Linked DNA regions of Homo sapiens: region 2 is linked to region 1. Evidence: chromatin loops called from intact Hi-C (ENCODE). Cell type or tissue: mammary epithelial cell. All regions are shown on one strand. Links, peaks and the distances in the headings refer to the core of each region. The heading gives the core; the rest is flanking DNA. Region 1 has its middle 18 kb from the start of RAB32. Region 2 overlaps SHPRH (SNF2 histone linker PHD RING helicase).

What was found. Peaks named below come from ENCODE experiments on the same cell type or tissue, not always from the same donor. Only the 100,000 strongest peaks of a DNase experiment are listed, where the experiment ranks them.
Region 2: a loop joins it to region 1, with 5 times the contacts of the local background. A loop is called at or near these places in 5 of 110 quality-filtered maps.

Annotation. Positions count from the first base shown.
Region 1 is chr6:146,524,791-146,527,721 of GRCh38, forward strand. No RefSeq gene overlaps it. Among named protein-coding and RNA genes, the nearest start is that of RAB32, 18 kb to the right of the region's middle. In mammary epithelial cell, for the core only: a CTCF peak has its summit at 1,600 (motif pointing left); no DNase peak of the experiment used is centred there.
Region 2 is chr6:145,927,987-145,930,917 of GRCh38, forward strand. The region is part of intron 14 of SHPRH (SNF2 histone linker PHD RING helicase); the gene reads right to left. Among named protein-coding and RNA genes, the nearest start is that of SHPRH, 35 kb to the right of the region's middle. In mammary epithelial cell, for the core only: a CTCF peak has its summit at 1,249 (motif pointing right); no DNase peak of the experiment used is centred there.

The sequences.
Region 1 (2,931 bases), core at 247-2,746:
CCAATGTTGAGAAACCCTGGCTCAAACTTAAAAATATATGATAGGTAAAACATTTTCATTAGTATATTTGCCACTAGACGATTAACTGAGTTTTAGCTTTTTTGTATGTAAACAGGGGTCATCATATTAATTTACTTGTAACCATTAGAGTAACGCCTTATCTTTCACAATATAAATATACTTTCTTACTCTCTGTTTAGCCAACAGTAATCTATATATGGAGACACCTGGTTTCCTCTCCTTCCAGGCCCACAGTAAGCTTATACATCCCTATATCCCATATATGTAGACAGATCTTCATGACTAGTTTTAACCAATGTCTTGCATATTTAAGTGATGTGCATTACTTCTGGGCCAAAGCACTTAATGGCTGGTGCAACCTGTCCAGTCCTCTCTTGCCCTGGCTTAGTGATTATGGACACTGCAGTTGAGACGGTGACATCACAGGATGGAAGTAGCCTGGATTCCAACTAACACATGGTACACAGCTGCCTAGAGATGGGCCCAAACCTATACTAGATTTCACAAGACTGAAAATAAACCTTTTCCAGGTTAAGCAACTGTAATTTCAGGATTGTTTGTTAATGAAGTTTAATGTAGATTTATCTGATTACTATATCACCTTAAAGGGACAACAATTTTGGTTGTATTCAGCACTTTATACTCTAGTTGAACAATTCCTGGGATAGAACAGGTGTTCAGAAATATTTTAGTACCAAATTGGTAAAAGGTAAAGGGAATTATTAACTCAGTTTTATTTTTCTTTTCAGAATATATCTGTCCAATTATGACTAGTATGCTGGGTCTGGCCTCATGGTTTTAAAACTGGCCCAAGTGTCCCATGGAACTGATGTTTATGGTCTATTTTGAATAAGCATAAAAATTGATCCTCCCACTCTTGAAACTTGAGAAAGTTACATTTGTCTTATCTGAGTTCCTTTCTCAGGAACCAACCATCAGGCCTCCCATATTGTATCAAGGAACTGAAACTTACCAGATCACTGCATCTGGACAATGAAAGCACAGGTGCCTTACCTGTCATGATTGCCTGACTAATTGATTCCTGTTAACCAACTCCTCTTCCTTACCCCTTCCTAATTCCTGTTTTCCCACACATGCTTACAATTCTTCCCTACAATATAAACCCCTAATTTTAGTCAGTCGGGGAGATGGATTTGAGACTGATCTCCCGTCTCCTTAACTACAGCACCTGATTAAAGCCTTCTTTCCTGGCAATACTTGTCTCAGTGACTGGCTTTCTGTGCAGCAAGCAACAGTACCTAGACTGCAGCAAGCAACAGGACCTCGACCTAGACCGACTTGGTAACAGTTTTGTTTTCAAAAGGTCAGAGCCTGGAAATTTTGACTGTGACATTTTGTGATGTATAATCCTTCAACACACATTTAAATAATGTGTATCAAATCTTGAAACCCCCTTGATCTTCCCACTGACCCAAAATGCCATAACCACATACACTGGACAATACACTGTGGACACTTCATGTTCTTTTGCTACAAGGAAATTCCTAGGTAAATTAGTTATGAGTTCCAGGACATTTGCTGTCACTACTCAGCAGGCTTGCATTTGCAAAGCTTGCCCTCTTGAGGCCAAACAGTTCCAATTTATAAATTGTTATGCCTGGATAATAGAGATTAGTCTACATATCTCTTTAAAGCTACTGACTGATGAGGGCCAGAATCTGTGGCATTGCAGACTGGTGAAGAGCAAGGACTCTAAAATAGGATGTCTGGGTTTGTGTCTGGGAGTTACTACCTCTTGTCAGTATCATCATGAACTTCCTTTCCTTTATCCATAAAATATGGATTATAAAAGTACCCATGTTACAGTGATGTTCAATTAAGTGTATTAATACATGTACAGGGTTTAAAATAATATTTACCACACAACAAGTGTTTAAATAAAATGAACTAATATTATGTACAGTGACACTAAACTAGTATCTAGACATGATTTACTCATAGGGCTATATTAACTAGACAAGCAGCTGCTATTTTTTTTTTTTTTTTTGAGACGTAGTCTTACTCTGTCGCCAGGCTGGAGTGCAGTGGCGCAAACTCAGCTCACCGCAACCTCCACCTCCCAGGTTCAAGCATTCTCCTCCCTCAATCTCCCGAGTAGCTGGGACTACAAGTGTGCACCACTACACCCAGCAGCTGCTATTCTTAAAGGGGCTATATGTTTATCAACTAACATTTCAAAATGTATTTGAAACAGATAAAAATAAAAGTCTCAACACATGATTATAATCTGTGTTGAAATGTGCCTCCCAAGTCATATAATTCTATACATGACTCCATAAAGCCATGAAGACATTCATACATGACAGACTAAGATGTGTAAATATTCACATGCCAAATTATATTCTTGAATGATTTAGAGAGAAAAGAGGCATTTATTAAATATTCTTTCTCCCATTTTTTCTATTTCCTTTCAAAATTTCCAGGCAATCGAATAAACATTGCAATGACTTTTTTAGACATGAAAATCATATTGCAGATAAATAAAATAAATTTATTCAAAAATGGCCTTTAGCAGATCCAAAAAGTATATTCAAATCAATATAAGAATAAGTTGTAAAATTGACCTTTGTGCATTCTCTGGAAGATTTGGTCAACTAGCTCTGTGAATAAATAATTTAAAAAAATGCATCCTGCCTGCACACCACCGTGGGGCCTCCCCAAAGAGCATGCAATATAAAATATAATATCCTAAACTGAAAAGAGATTATAATCATATTTGGCTCTCTGATATCATGAATATAAGATTCTCCTGCACAATGTAGAAACAGAAGGCAATAAACAGAATTGTCCATACTGGCTAGAATTCCATTTATATTTTGCCAAGCTTTTCTACATTAATTGTGGCAAATTATGTGAAATAAACATAGAATTACAATGGAAATAGTTAGG
Region 2 (2,931 bases), core at 159-2,658, 600 kb before region 1:
CCTATCTGTTGGGCACATCAGCTTAGAATGAATTTTACATTCTTAAATAGTTGAAAAAAATTCAAAAAAAATATTTCGTGACATGTGAAAATTAAATTTCAGGGTCCATAGTTTTATTAGAACCTAGCTCTGCTCATTTGTTTTTATACTGCCTGTGGCTGCTGTTGTACTACAACAGCCAAGCTGATAGTTGCGCAGAGATCTTATGGCTTGCAATGCCTATGTATTATCTGCTTCTTTACACAGAAAGTTTGATGATATCTCAATAAAGTAAGAGATGAACATTTTTAATGGCTTGAATAATAGAATCTATCTTAACTGCTGCTTGTAAAATTCAAGACAGGTAAATTATAAATACTATTAAAGTAAAAACCTAACACTGGCAAAACCATGCAATCCATACCAAAAAAAGGTACAAGATGTTCTAGCTTTTATTTGCTGAGAAAGTTTTTTTCCTAAGTATCACACATACTTTCTTTTAAAAAAAAACTTCAAGCTGGTTTTATGAATATCATGTAATTAGGACCATGTTCATAGTTACAATGAGATATATATATATATGCAAACCTTTGTAAATTTTGAAGTTGGTTCTGTTTTTAGCTCATATATAAGTTTACATACATATCTTGATTTTGGTAAAATATACATAAAATTTACCATCTCAGCCCTTTTTAAGTGTGTAGTTCAGTGGCATTATGTATATTCAGTGTTGTGCAAAACACCTAATTTAAAATAAATTTTGCAACAATAGCTCTTATACCATTGCTTTATATCTAGTTCTATTAGTTAGCTAATACAAAGCTTTCTAAAACACACATTATCAAAGAACTGTAGTCAGCCAATTTCTATTCCCTTTAAATAAGGGAGAAGATTATTTTCACAATAATAAAGTTACTTTATAACGTAGGCATTAACATTCAATTATCTTCACAGTGAGTTCTCTTTTTTTAGTTAAGAGTCTTGATTAAAGCTTTTCAAAGGACATTATGAATTCTATCAGTATTTATACTACCATTTGTAGAGAATAATTCAATTAACAATTTTCTCTTCATAATTACCATACCTTTTAAAGAAGGTATAGTGATTAAACTATAATGTAAAGCAGCTGAATTTTATCTATTCGTTATAATACCTGGTTTTGCATGTTTATTTTTAAAAAGACATGCTTTCTGAGGAAGATTAAAAAAAAACCCATATTCAATGTTATAAAGGTTTAAGTCAAATTTGGAAATACCCATTCTCAGCCACTTGATGGCGCTAACATTTCTAAGAAAACTGGTGGATTTGATATTGTCAAGCTAATTTTCTCCGAAAATCATCTGCAGAAAACACAATGTTCAAAATTGGAATAATAAAATGTGTTTAATACCAGTCAAGGAGAATCTCAGAATATGTATTAATGTATCATACGTATTTATTTACATATAATATAAGCAAATCTTTTTAGAGTTTGAAATTAATTTTAGATTTCTTTTAAAAGTCAGACCTTCACTGTCTGATCTTCACATTAGAAGAATCTAATTTATGTAAGTTATATATGTAATGTTACTTTAAAAAATGAATATTGTTTAACACATTACTATGAAGTTAATAAAAACTAAAAGCAGCAAATCTATTACAATTAAGTTGAAAATTACAATTCAGAAGGAACATATCCTCTATTAATGGACTTTCTGGTGGCGGATTTCTCTTAATAATCAACAATACACTGCTAGCTAAATTGAGGACTTTCTAGGGAATGCCCTAGAGGGAAGATTTGCACACAAAGTTACGTGTACTATATGTGAACAATTTAACACGAATATATAATAATAGGCCCTTTTCTATTAGATATTGATAACAGAATTTACATTGTGAGCAGGTTGAAAGTGGTAAGAATCTGAGGTAACCTTCATATTACCATAACCAATAACATCATTCTTCATCTCTGTTTTTATAACGTTTTCAATGTGCTTCTACATTTTGTATTAAGAACAATAGTTGAGGTAAGTAAAGCACCTGTAATATTTTATTGACAAAGACACTGAAGTTCGGAAATCTTGAACAATATATACCATTTCACAGGGTTCCAACTGCAGCATGTAAGTAGGCCCACCCTATTCAGTTCTTGTCTAGAGCTATTTCTGCTCAGCTTCTGAGAATCCTTATAACTCTACCCAAGTATCTAGCACAATAAGAGACACTTTCCATTTCTGGTTCTATTATGCTAAAGAGCTAACAACTACAGACGGGCTACTCAAAGAGGCTTAATGTAAGAAGATTTATATTCTACAAAAAGCACACATTTCTTTGGGCAACTGATTTCTTTGTACTTCATTTGCTCTTTTTTTTTAAATTTCTTAAGGTAGCAGCTGAAGTCTCCGATATGAAACTTTTTTCTTTTCTAGTACATGTTTAATGCTATGAATTTCTTTTTAATAACTGATTTGCTGCATCCCACAAATTTTGATATTTCATTTTTATTCACTTCAAAGTATCTCCTACTTTCCCTTTTATTTTTTAACCCAAAGGTTTAGAAGTGTGTTATTTAATTCACAGCATTTGCGGACTTTCCAGTTTTCCTTCTGTTATTGGTATCTACCACTGTGGGCATAGAACACACTCTGTAAGCATGAATCCTTTGAAATTTACTGCCTTGTTTTACAGCCCAGAATATGCCCTATCTTCATATACATTTAATGTGTACTTGAAAACAATGTATATTCCTCTTTGGTTGGGTAGTCAATAAACACTGATTAGGTCAACTGGTTGACAGCGGTGTTTGAACTATGTATGCCCTCACTTATTTTTTACTTATTCTATACATAACTGAGAGAGGGATGTAGAAATCTCTGACAATAATTACGCACTTGTTTATTTCTCGTTATAATTCTATCAGTTTTTAGTATTTATTTTGAAACTCTTGTTTTAGGTACGTTAATATTTAGAATT